Regions from separate parts of the Mus musculus genome. Here region 2 is linked to region 1. The links are chromatin contacts, found by Hi-C or POLR2A ChIA-PET in ENCODE. All regions are on one chromosome and are shown on one strand. The core of a region is the stretch at or near the end of the contact, and the rest is flanking DNA. Distances in the headings are between cores, read along the strand shown. Region 1 holds the start of Rere (arginine glutamic acid dipeptide (RE) repeats). Region 2 overlaps Rere (arginine glutamic acid dipeptide (RE) repeats).

Region 1 (6,767 bases), core at 1,087-3,586:
AAATCATTAAGCCTCAGCCGTTAATCCCCTCCCCCATCCTCTTCACTGGATCGTCAAAGCAATTAACCAGTAGAAGGTGCTATTCTGCAAGCCACATGTATTCACATTAACCTCCATCCTTGGCCCAGAGCAGGATTTAGCCAGGTGGACTCTCAGTCCGGTCCAGCATTCCAGGGGGCCTCTACCTCAGTCCCCAACCAGAAAACCAGATCTTTTCTTAAAACACTATTGAGGGGAAAAACTATATTGATAAGTCAAGGATCAAGGACCATCAATCAAATCAATTTCTCTCTCCCTCTCTCTCTCTTACACACACACACACACACACACACACTCACACACACTCACACAAAATACTGCAACATATTAACCTCAAATAGTCTTTATCATTTTAACTGAGACAACCTATTTCTACTTATAAAGGCCCCAGTCACACTCAGCAAAATAAAAATCAAGTGAACAAATCTGCCCCTAACAGAGCCAGGGGTCTCAAGGAATGGAAAGCAGAGAGTGCAAGACCACCATGACAGAGTTGATCTTTACACAGATGGAAAAGAGCAAGCAGCAGAAAGCAGGGCTGCAAAGGCAGGGAGGGAAACAGGAGTCTTCTGAAAGCGTTCCACAGTGTCCTTTAGTGTCCCATGTACTCATCTGCCTTGCAAGGTTGCAAAAAAAAAAAAAAAGGCAGATGTGAAATGGGTGAAAGAAAACTGAACAAGAAAAGCACCTTCCCATCCCCCATCTCCTCTCATCCCTCCCCAAAAGAGCCGTGTTTGTCTGTGCAAACCTAGCCCCAAATATGGGAGAGAGAGAATGGATATCTGTATGGAAGAACAATGAGCCCTCTGCCTGGTTGTGTGTGTGTGTGTGTGTGTGTGTGTGTGGTGTGTCTGTGTCTCTGTGTGTGTCTGCTTCTGCCTCTGCCTCTTCCCTTCGACCTCAACAACAGAGAAAACTGGAAGGCAGGCTTTCACCCAGACTAGGCCATCAAAATCAAAAACGGTTTGCAATTTAGAGTGGAATTAACTCAGCAAGCAAATCCATGGAAGGAAATATCTCGCCAAAGATGATTTTATTATTGTATAGATAATCCTCTCCCTCCCCTCCCCCATCAGACTGAGACTAAAGAAACCAGTGTACACCAGACAAAAAGGTCTCTCTTTAAATGGAAAGCAATTATAAAAGCTATTTGAAATCTAACCTAGGATGTATTATTCATTTGAGCTGCACTAAATGTCTGTTTTGTAATCCACCAAGCTCACACTCACTAGTTAATCTGTTTTGTTTTGTTTAGTCTTAAGAATTGCTTTGCAGAAGGCTATTTCAAGATTCATACAAAACTACTTTTTCAGAGCCACCTTAAAATAGCAGCACATACTGAAACATTTAAAGCACCCAGTTTCTCAAGGGCACATTCTGCTGAAATCAATGTTTGAAGTCTGTAATCAAAAAAAAAAAAAAAAGTAAGCAAACCTTGGAAAAGAGACAGAGGATAATGACTATTCAACAATGAATCATTTTATTTTCATTTCAACAACTTCTCAAGCGAACAGTTTCAAAGGAAACCTGCAATACTCCCTCAACACAACACACACCCCATTCGATGTAAAACTACCTTCTTCCCATAACCCTAAAAAAATATAAAGAAAGAAAGAAGGCACCCTCCTTCAGACAGCAGAACTTAAAATCATGACAGAATTCTACGCCGCTCCAAGTGGTATTTGGTTCCCTAATTTTGGAATCACAGAGCCTGAGAAGAGAGACACAAAGGAGGAGTCTTCCTCCTAATGTGAAATGAGACTTTAATGAGTCCGTTCCCAGACCCCCACATTCACAAATATCCAAGAAATGCACAGCTTCGGGTCCTTCCCTCTCACAGTTGAGCTGCTCAGCTAGTGGCGTGTAACAGTTTAACCTCAGACTAGTTCCAGAGCGTGCCTAAGAAGCCAAGAGAGAGCAGGGGTCAAGAAGCACGTAGTACAGTCACCTGGCTCGCACAGGACCAAAGGCAGCGTCCGGCCCATGGTTCCCCGAGGGCTCGCCTCCACTCTCACCCTTCGCATTCCGCCTCGGCTTTCCCGGCCGAGCCCCACCGCCCACCCAGAGCACTCCGACCCCAGAAAGAGGGGCCGAGGAGGGGCGCCCGCGGCGCGGCGCTGACAACTTGGACACTTACCTTCCCCTCGGGCGCTACACCATCAATGAGAGGGGTGGCGGCCGGGCTCCGGGGAAAGTGCAGGGACCGGGAGGGAGGCCGCGGGGGCCGGCGGCGGACCGAGGGCGGTGGGCGCGGGGCCGAAGGGGCCGGCCCGCGGGGATGCGACACCGGGGGGCTGCGGGGCTTCCCTGCCGGGACTTCGACCTCCTCGGGTGGGCCAAGCCTTCAGCAGTGGGAGCCCAGGACCATGTCTGGTTTTGTGGATTTTTTTTTCCCAGAGGGCGAGTGGCTCCCACCGGAGGATGGTAGGGTTTTTTTTTTTTTTTCCTACCCCTCAACTAGGAGAGAAAATGAGGCGGAAACAAGGTGGGGAGCGCGTGAGGGGACGAGGCGCGGGGAAGGAGGCGGGGACCGAGGCCCGGCGGGGCGAGAGGCTGCGGAGCGCGGGGGGCGGCTCGCGAGCGTCTGTGGGAGCAGCGGCACCTCCGCGATGGTGGCGGAGCCGCGGGGCTGCTGCGCCGACCCGCCGCCCACTCCGCGCTCGGGCCCGGCCCACCTCGCAGTATCGACCATCACCATTGGTCTGTCTCTTCGTGACGTCAGTAGAGGACGGGCCAATAGGAGGCGGAAGGCGGGCCTGGGGGCGGGATGTTTGCTCCAGCTCGCTCTTCCATTTTCTTTTTTTTTTTTTTTTTTCTTTTTTTCCTCCTTTTTTTTCTTCTCTCTCTCTTTTTTTTTTTTTTTCTTCCTTTTTAATAAAATGAGCAGAAGGCAAGGCAAGGGGAGAGGCCAGGCTTTGGTGGCGGCGCGGCCGAGCCCTTAGTGCACGCTCCGGGCGGCGGCCGGAACCTGGGAGATGGGCTCCCCGCCCCAGGCGCGGCTTTGTGCTTGGTCCGCCCTGCTCGGCCACAGGCAGAGCTCCCAGCGGCCAGCCCTGTACTGACCCTCGGGATGGTCTACCTCAAGCGGGTCGGTCTTAGGGGTGGGCTTGGCGACTGTCCCCTTGCTCTTATTATTACCAGAGCCATAATTGCTTATTTCATTTAAGAGACAGATTCCTATTCCTTGAGGTTCAAGGGGAGCTACAGAGTGGATTCGAAGTTATTTGTTCTGATGGGTAGTTCATAATGTTTTAAAAATAATGTTTGACCGAAACTGAAGTGAAAAAAAAAAAAGAAAAGAAAATGTGAATTGGTGAATTGTGCTGCTTATTGATGAGAATAATAAAAGGCCTCATTAAGTAATAAAGAACAGGGCTCAACTGCTCTTTGCAGAAGACCCCACTTCGGTTACCAGCACCCACATCAGGCTGCTAAAGCTGCCTGTAACTACAGCTCTGAGAAATCCAACACTCCTCTAGCCTCCATGTGCACAAACCTACACACACACACACACACATATGACTTTAAAAAAAAATAGTAATAAAGAACAGACCATTACGACGGAGAGTCTTTTAAAGAGAGCAGTAGCTGTGCCCTGTTGGGGGAGGGGAGGCGTAGACTAGTTTCACCAAGGCCTGGTGGCTCTTACCTGTTATCTTAACACTAGAGAGCCAGAGGCAAGAAGATCTTAATTAAAGGTTAAGGCCCACCTGGTCTACAGTGTGAGTTGCAGGCCAGTCAGAGCTACATTTGGAAACTCTGTCTTAAAAATGCCAACAAAAAAGGAAAGGAAAATCCAAGTATCACCTTTAAAAAATATTACTATATTCCCACTATGCTCAAAGACATTATCACCATGTGTACCACATACTATAAGCCTGAGCCAGGGCAAGCCAATGCTCCCATTCTACTTAATATAATTTATAGGATCGTGGGGTTTGGAATTTTAATTATAATTACCAGTTTTTGAAATGCATATCATGTTTATTGAGTTCTTTCACAGACTCTGGCATGAGTCCAGGGCGAATCATCAGCCTATTGTTAGTTTGTTAATATTCTGTAAATGCTTATTGGTGTCCTTAAACCATACACTCTTCTCAGAGGAGTTAAGGTCTGTATATAATAGAATAATTAAAGGATAGAGCTTGGCTTAAAATAATTCACCCATCTATTTCAAATAGAGGGATAATTTTCTCTTTGGAGTGTCTATTCAGATTATAATTCCCACATCCAAAAGTTCCTTTTAAAAATAATTTCAACTAGCAGATGTCATTGAACTGTACGGCCCAAGAGATCTGAAAGGAAATGGGGTCTTTTTTTAATTTAACATTTTTTTTCTTCATAAGGGGTATATGCATGCTACAGTGATCCCAGGAAGGCTTTTGGGGGTCTTGGGTCTCTCTAGTCCACTCTCCACGGACTCCAGGTTTGCAGTTCAGGCAGTTAAGCTTGGCAGTAAGAGCCTTTTTACCTGCTGAGTCTCCAAGGCCCACAACTAAGCCTTACCACTTACTACCTTTCAACAAGAAAAAACTCTTCCCTTTCAAATAAAATGAGAACTTGGGAATAAAGAGCTGGCTCGATGTCTAATAATGTTTGCTGCTTGCTCTCCCAGAGGTCTGAAGTGCAATTCCCAGCATCCATGCAGGGCAGCTCACAAGTGCAGCAACGTCAGCCGCTGGGTCTCTGACACACTCTTCTGGCCTCTGCATTACCTGCACACATATGTGCATACACAAATTAAGAAACACAAACATGGGGCTGGTGAGATGGCTCAGTGGGTAAGAGCACCCGACTGTTCTTCCGAAGGTCAGGAGTTCAAATCCCAGCAACCACATGGTGGCTCACAACCATCCGTAACGAGATCTGACTCCCTCTTCTGGAGTGTCTGAGGACAGCTACAGTGTACTTACAATAAATAAATAAATAAATCTTTAAAAAAAAAAAAAAAAAAAAAAAAAAAAAGAAACACAAACATATATATAAATAAAATATGAATTAAATTAATGATGGCTAAAAAAGAAATGAGGAAGATAGCTAATGATTTTTTAATATTATTTATTTTTTACTTATATGAGTACACCAGAGCTGTCTTTACACACACATCAGAAGAGTGCACAAGATCCCATTACAGATGGTTGTGAGCCACCATGCGGTTGCTGGGAATTGAACTCAGGACTTCTGGAAGAGCAGTCAGTGCTCTTAACTACCGCGCCATCTCTCCAGCCCAATTTTATTATACCTGACTAAATTTTCCAGGAATTTTTCAGTAACTAAGCTGCACTCAGGCAGGTGGATCTCTGTAAATCAAGCCCCTCCCTGGTCTACATAATAAGTTCCAGAATAGCCAGGGCCACCTAAAGAGAGACTCTGTCTCAATAAAAATCCAATAAGTAAATAAGTATTTACTCCTTTTATATGCATGCATGTGTTTATGTGTACATGCATGACATACTACAAATGTGGAAATCAGAGGACAAACTCAGCTATTGCCTGGGTTGTAGGGATGTGGTGGTTTGAATGAGAATGGCCCTCAGAGACACATATATTTGAATACTTGGTCCCCAGTTTGAAAGTTTGGGAAGGATAGGAGGTGTGGTCTTCTTGGAGGAGGTGTGTCACTGAGGGTGAGCTTTGAGGTTTCAAAAGTCTCTCTCAGTTCCCAGTGTGCTCGATCTCTGCTTCCTACCTGTGGATCAAGGTGTACCCTCTCAGCTGTTCCTATCCGATTGCCTTTGCTCCACCATGATGGACTCTAAACCTCTGAAGCCACAGCCTAATAAACTCTTTCTTCTATAAGATGTGCTATCACAACAATAAAAAATTACCTAAGGCCGCCATCTGAACTCAGTCTGGCACAGCAAGTGAATTTTACTCCCTGAGCCACCCCACAGAAGACAGACCTTGAAGTTATGATCCTCCCGCCTCCACCTCCTAAGAGCAGGGAATTGGGCCTTTTTTATTAATACAGATGTGCATGTAGGTAGATGTATCCAAATTCCACATAATTATAAAGCACAATATGCTACAGGGACATAAAATTAGCAAACTAGGTCTATTTAACAGGTCCATGCATGAACTGTGGTCCAGCTACAGAGCCAAATGGCACAGACTCCCTGCCTAGAACCTCAGACTCTGATAATGAAATAACCTTTCTAATAAGAACAACTATGAACCCATGATTGAAAGCTCACTGTGCCCCAAGTGCCGTGTGCAGCCTGTTACGTTCTTTTGCCCACTCAGTACTGACAACAGCCATGAAGTGTGTTATTATCACTTTAACTTTAAAGGTCAAAGAACTAGGACTTAAGGAAGTTAAATAATTTGCAGAAGGTTAAAGAGGTCAAACATCTAGTAGGGATTTTTTTTTTATGTGAAATTAGAACATTTTTCCTCATTTTTTTTGTTAGCAAGCTTTAGAAAATGGGAAGGATTGTTGTTATTGAATCTAAAAACATCAAAGACTTTTGTTAGTTCTATAACCTTAATACATGCCAGCTCTGTTGTTATTATCGTTGTTGTTATTGGAATCACTTAGCCCAAGCTGGCTTTGAGCTCCCCGTGTAGCTAAAAAGGACCATCGCACATCCCTAGGTAGTGATTTTTAAAGATGGTTTTTTTTTTTTTTTGGTTTTATTTGTGTATGTACGGATGTTTTGTCTGCACATATGTCTGTGGACCACTTGCATGCCTGGTGCCTGCAGAGGCTGGAAAACATTGTCAAATTG
Region 2 (6,767 bases), core at 1,986-4,485, 300 kb before region 1:
CACAGCAATTTTTCCATGTCTCCATAGTTCCATTTATAGTCTCTGGGTTTTCTATATAAACAGATCACAAATCTCAAGTTTGTCTTCCCATTCCTTGCGTTCTCGTTCTCGTTCTCCCCCCCCCCTCTCTCTCTCACACACACACACCCACACCTATGCGGGATGCAGTAAGATTGAGCGTCCTTATTTTGGTCCTCATCTTAAACTAAAAGCTTTATCCATAACTATGATGTTAGACTTTTGGGCAGTCACTGTTTCCAGATTACATATTATCTAGTACACCACAAGTCATCACTACTAGGAATGAGAAGTAAGCTCACTGCGTAGAGTGTGATATGCAGCAAACTGCATTTGAGCTTAGGGTTAGAGGTTAGGGGCTAGGGCGAATGTCTGTGACACCATCACTGGGGAAGTGACAGCAGGATGATCAGGAGGTCAAGACCGTGGTTTATACTTGTAGTCAGTTAACAGATCAACAATCACCTAGGAATTAAGTCTCTGGACTTGCCTATGAGGGATTATCCAGATTAAACAAGGTGGGAGACCCACTTTCCTGTAGGTGCACCATGCCTTGGACTGGGGTCACCAGAATTCATCTCTTACTTCCTGACAGTATCTGCCTCATGTTCCTCCATTATAACTTCACTGCCACGAAAATAATTCTGTATCCTTGGTGCTGTGAATCAAAATAAACCCCTCCTTTGTTAAAGTTTCTATTATACCCAAGAGGTGGCAGCGCACATCTTTGATCCCAGCACTCAGGAAGCAGAGGCAGGAAGGTGTTATCTCTGAGTTCCAGACCAGCCTGGTCTATAGAGCTAGTTCCAAGACAGCTGGATACACAGAGAAGCCCTGTCTCAGGGGTGGGGGATGCTTTTACCAGATATTCTGTCCAAGCAAGACAAGTAGCTAACAGAAAAGGTTAGCTTTGACCATGCAGCAAGTCTGAAGCCAGAACTGGCTACATGAGACCCTCTGTCAAGCAAACAATTCCACAAATAAACAATAATAAAACGCTTCCAAATACCTTGTGTCACACTACACACACTTCTTCACAGGTGCCACAGTGTTTAAAGCACTTAATACATAGCCAAGAGGACTGGAGTTCAGATCCTAGCAACCAAGGTAGGCACCTAATGAACACATGTAACCCTAACTCTGAGGGGAGTGGAGGAGACATGAATATTACCTGTGGTTTTCTGGCTTCTAGAATACGTGAGACAATGAGAGCTCCAGATTCAGGTAGAGACCCTGCCTCAAAAGAACAGAAGAGGGACAGAGCACACTGAACCCTCTCTGCTGGCTTCTATATGTGCAGGTGCTGGTACAGGTCCAGGTACCCCATGTGCATAGACTCAGGCAGGCAGACATGCATGCATGTGCAAACTAACACCCCGCCCCCCCAGCAATACAAAGGTCTTTTCTGACTTCCATATGCACACATTGGCATGAGCATGCATGTGCATGCTCATACACAATGACTAAATGAAGGAATGAATACGGAGGGAAGCACTCTCAGGAATAGTTTGTGTGAAAAGCCTTTCTCTACATGTCCATAACCCCAAGCAAGCAGAAGGAATTTGAATAGTAGTAGAATTACATAGGGCTTAGCCAGACATTTTAAATCATTCTATTACATCCACAAAGATGTTTGTACATGTGTGAAAAACAAGAAACTATTGCAGCTAGAGAAGTTGACATTTCCACTCCACTTATTCAAACAGTCTTTAGAAAACTAAGAGGCAATAATCAGAATTCATAGGTTTTTGGGAGAAGTGGTGAGAAGAACTAGCCCCACCTATCTTCCAAAGCTCCATCAAAACCACAAATTTAAAAACAAAAGTCCAATGCACAGTCTTTAACCCTAGTACTCAGGAGGAGGCAGAGGTAGGCACACCTCTAAGTGAGTTCCAGGATAGTCAGGACTGTACAGAGAAACCCTGTCTTGGAAAAAACAAAACAAAACAACAAAATCCTCCCAAACCCTCACCTCAAAATCTCTACCATCCAAAGAAGCTCTGGCTGGAGCGGGAAACTAATGCATACACGGGCAGTCAGCTGGCACTACAGAGTGTAGGTGCAGATTCAGTCACCTTGGGGAACCTGAGGAAACCGTATTTGGCAGAGACTCCTTCTGTGGCCAATTTCTGTTTGGTGATTTGGATCTTCTATAGACTTGAGGACCACAGAGCAGTGCTGGTCATTACAGAATTTTGTCTTCAAACAACTCAGTTCTGACAGGCTAGTCTGGAAGGAAGTGGGGCCACTGTTTTCCCAAGAGACTGAGACTCTACAACATGAATCAAACAAGTTTTTATCATAATGCCCTCTGCTAGCTTACAGGCCAGTGTCCCCAGATCATTCGGATACAAAGGGATTGCACAGATTTACATGAGACTTCATCCCTGTGTGCTGGCCAAAGAATCCTACAGTAAGTCAGGAATTATAGGAGTAAAATCTCACTTTCTTTCTATGAAAAGTAAACACTGCCTAAAAACCGAGCAAGCACCCAGCACTGAGGCTGCACGGTGTATGTAAGGGCCACCTTAAGACCTGCCTGATGTTCCCTGTGTTCATATCTACTATCTTGGCTCTCACCCTCCAGTGAGTTGGGAGGACTGGGAAAATGCTGTCTGAAGGGTTCTCTGTTGCTAGGATGAAAAGAGCTATAAATATGAGGTCAAAGCAATATTAAAAAAAAAATTCTAAAGCTTCAACCACTTTTTTCTTTTGAAATGGAGAGCCACAGAAGATCAAAGGAGCACCGCTGTTTGCTCAATGCTGCTCTGGGAGCCTCCGCCCTGCACCAGGCAGAGTCGCAGAGGTTGGACAGCATGATTTTAAACTTAACAGAATCTCAAGACCAGCTGTACAGCCTCACATGGAGGCCTATACCAATAACCCTAGCACTCAAGAAGCAGGAAAATGGAGTTAGAGGTCAGCCTAGGCCACACAGCCAGAGTGTGTCACAATTTTAAAAAGAAACAGAGAGAGCATGTTGTACATGGAACATGCTCTCTCCTGGAACCCCTGAGCAAAAGCAGCAAAGGAGACCGACACAGCTTCCACACAGCTCGTCGCCTCCCGCACTCAAAAGCACACGGCAGCCAAGGAAGAAAACATCACGTTGCAAAGACATGCTTTGCCTTGCTTCCTCTGCCAGGCACAAGGCGTCCACGAGGCCTCAGCAGCTTGCACAACACCATGCTTAACCCTGGCTCAATCAGCCTCCTCAGCCATGAGGAGCAGGCGGGGCAAGGGGAGCAGGGTTAAACTTACTGGAAACAAACTTAATCAAAGCCGAGCAGTAACAAAGGGCACCAGAGACATTTCTACTGTATCGCATCCCACAGGCTGGCCACAAGCCCAGAATTTTTATTACAATTTTTCAAAGGGTGGGAGAAAAGGAGGAAAAATGTTTCAAAAAAGCCATATCAAGGCCCCAACCCAGGATGCCCTGCCATACAACCAAAAGCCTGTGAGAGGCTAGCTTTTCAGGGAGTCAGAACCCAGCATGTGGAACCTGGCAAGCCTTTTATAAGGTGGGAGGGGGTCCTTAAAACCACTACTGTTCTGCACTGAAGTCTCCAAGCTTCACAGATCATTACAGGTTTCTGCACCGCAGAGAAAGGAGGGCAGAGGTAAGGAAATGCATCAAAAGCCCCTCTGGGATGCACAAATGCTGCCTACTTGGAACAGGCGTTCAGCACCAATACCCTCAACATTAACAACAGGGAGGACTTTTCAAAATAAAAGCAGAAGAGGCTTGCTCTGTTATGAGCAATACATTTTTGGTTTAAAGGTTACATGTGCTGGAATGAAGTATGGAAGAAAGCAGGTGAACAAAAAGCCAGAAGAACATTGTTTGGGGAGCCCCCCAAACAAGTTAAGAAGCCCTTGCTGATCAGGGGCAGGCTGTCAGGGAGGACAAGGGGACTCCTCCTTGCCATCCTGCCCTAAAATAGTTTCCCACTAATCAGAAAGAAGTCTCTTGTGTTTCTCATGAACCACATGCAAGTGAAGACAAGGGTAAAGAAATCCTGCTATTTTGAAGCAAGGACCTCCCTCCCATTTCTTTTCTTTTCTTTTTTTTTTTTTTTTTTTTTGGTTTTTCGAGACAGGATTTCTCTGTATAGCCCTGGCTGTCCTGGAACTCACTCTGTAGACCAGGCTCTCCCTCCCATTTCTTAGGTGAGTCCCAGCAAGTACAAAACCAAGATGAGCACTGGAGGCAGCCAGGAGCTATGGGACTCCCTGAGGCTTGGCTGTCTTCGGCTCTCTGGTGGATTGTTAACTCCTCCTGTTAACTTAGGACCAGGAACTGACCTGCTCAAAGCACCTCACTGACACATTTCCCAAACAGAACCAAGCCCTGCTGCTGGGAACCATCAACAACGTACCAAGGCGACTGGATCTATGTCCTTCTTAGGCCTCTCAAATACTCAAACATGCAAAAGTCACCATCCTTAACCCTTCCCCCCAATCCAAACCTTATGCATGGGAACAAAGAGGTAACAGCAAAAGCCAAAACTATAGAACTAAAGTATCCCCGAGGAAAGCCTTCATGTGAATGCTGTTCAGAGCAACCTCAGTGGTTTTCCACTCACACTGCAAAAACAAAGGATAAAAAATTCCAGAGACTGTTTGCAAGATAATAAAATAGCATGTGATGGTGACTCACTAACAGATGAAGAGAAGAAAGCCAACAACAGCAGGAAGCTTAGAACTTCACACACCTCCACGGGCACAGCTTGTAGGAGTGTGCGCGTGCACTTGCTCACATATTTGAAAGGCGAGCAGAAAGACGCTACTGGTTTATTCTAGAGCTAAAGACAATATTTTATTCTTGATTGGCACAATAAACTCACTGAGAAAAATAAATCATGGTTTTCAATCCTCTAATCTAGAACACAGAGCCTCTGTGCAAACACTACTAACGTAGGAAGGCCCTCTGTGATAAAGTGAACCCAGGTACTAGTCATAAGCTGTGGGACATAAGTTAAAGGTTCTGGGGGCTGGAGAGATGGCTCAGCGGTTAAGAGCACTGACAGCTCTTCCAAAGGTCCTGAGTTCAAATCCCACAACCACATGATGGCTTACAACCATCCTTAATGACATCTGACGCCCTTTCCAGGTGTGTCTGAATACAGCTACAGTGTACTTAAATATAAAAAAAAAAAATAAACAAGTCTTAAAAAAAAAAGTTATAGGTTCTCTGTCCACTCTACAATGTAGAAGGTGCTGAGTGTCTGTTTTTAATAACCTTAAAGCCAGCAGCTGACCACGCACGGCACAGCACTGCTGACCACGCACGGCACAGCGCTGCTGACCACGCACTGCACAGCGCTGCTGACCACTCACTGCACAGCACTGCTGACCACCCACGGCACAGCGCTGCTGACCACGCACTGCACAGCGCTGCTGACCACGCACTGCACAGCGCTGCTGACCACGCACAGCACAGCGCTGCTGACCACGCACTGCACAGCGCTGCTGACCACGCACAGCACAGCGCTGCTGACCACGCACTGCACAGCGCTGCTGACCACTCACGGCACAGCACTGCTGACCACCCACGGCACAGTGCTGCTGACCACGCACGGCACAGCGCTGCTGACCACGCACTGCACGGTGCTGCTGACCACGCACTGCACGGCGCTGGTGACCACCCACTGCACAGCGCTGCTGACCACCCACTGCACAGCGCTGCTGACCACCCACTGCACAGCGCTGCTGACCAGAAGCTCCTCAGGCTCTCTGCAGCAGACATGAATACTTATGTGTATACACAGAGGAGATCCATAAGAGGAGTAAGTCTTAAGACTGACATTTACCTAAATTTTTCATTTAAAATAAAAATAAAATGAAAGAATACAATACTGCTGAGACAGACAAGCTGGCTGTGAAGACAGCGTGGAAGGTTCCAGAAGCCTGTGGTCCTAGCAAGTCCACAAGGTGGGTTTTTCAAGATGGCTTGGCAAGGAGCTCCCTGAAGACAGGGAGCTCCTTGCCTTGTTTGAACTTTACCAAGTTCCCTTCAACTTCAAACTCTGCCAGCTGTTGTGGTGTATAAATCTCAAAGGCCAATCGTCAGAAATTACAATCCCACACTTCAGGTGGACTCAAGACAGAAACAGAACAATCACATTTCCAAAGTCAAAGGAAAAAAACCAACCAAACAACCAAACAGAAAACAAACAAAACAGAACAAGAAAAGGCCAGAAAAGTGCAACTTTAACTGAAAACTGTTAACACTCCAGGAAGGAGTGTTGCTCAGTGGTTAAGACCATGTCTAGTACATTTCGAGGGCCTGGGATCCATCTTCAGCACTGCCAAAACACCCATAAACAAAACCCAAAAACTAAAAACCAAAAAACAAAAAAAATTTTTTTTAAAAAGAGCTGGGGAGATGGCTGAGTGGTTAAAGTAACTGCCATGCAAGTACAAGGAGCTGAGTTAAAAAATCTCCTAAACTAGTCAGGTTTGAACACCAGACACACCAGAAGAGGGCATTGGATCCCATTACAGATGGTTGTGAGCCACCATGTGGTTGCTGGGAATTGAACTCAAGACCTCTGGAAGAGTAGTTGGTGCTCTTAACCTCTGAGCCATCCCTCCAGCCCCACAAAAATTTAAAATATACTTTATACTTAAAATACACACACACAGCCGGGCGGTGGTGGCGCATGCCTTTAATCCCAGCACTTGGGAGGCAGAGGCAGGTGGATTTCTGAGTTGGAGGCCAGCCTGGTCTACATAGTGAGTTC

What was found. Hi-C counts contacts between places; a loop is a spot of excess contacts on that map. ChIA-PET counts read pairs that join two places held with the same protein, here RNA polymerase II (POLR2A).
Region 2: a loop to region 1 is called in a map of Patski, with 2.2 times the contacts of the local background. The contact joins the enhancer-like site here to the promoter of Rere in region 1. A Hi-C loop is called at or near these places in 2 of 37 maps with a recorded cell type or tissue (Patski and left cerebral cortex). POLR2A ChIA-PET finds 5 or more read pairs at or near these places in 1 of 5 experiments (Patski).

The regions. Positions count from the first base shown.
Region 1 is chr4:150,277,485-150,284,251 of GRCm38, reverse strand. It overlaps Rere (arginine glutamic acid dipeptide (RE) repeats), which reads right to left and starts at 2,336. Exons shown (of 23, transcript NM_001085492.1): 1 at 2,177-2,336.
Region 2 is chr4:150,580,044-150,586,810 of GRCm38, reverse strand. All of the region lies in intron 12 of Rere (arginine glutamic acid dipeptide (RE) repeats), which reads right to left. Among named protein-coding and RNA genes, the nearest start is that of Slc45a1, 69 kb to the left of the region's middle. Within about 2 kb of position 3,235, at least 1 of the 3 ENCODE cell types and tissues checked has a DNase peak (open chromatin) inside an H3K27ac peak, as active enhancers do.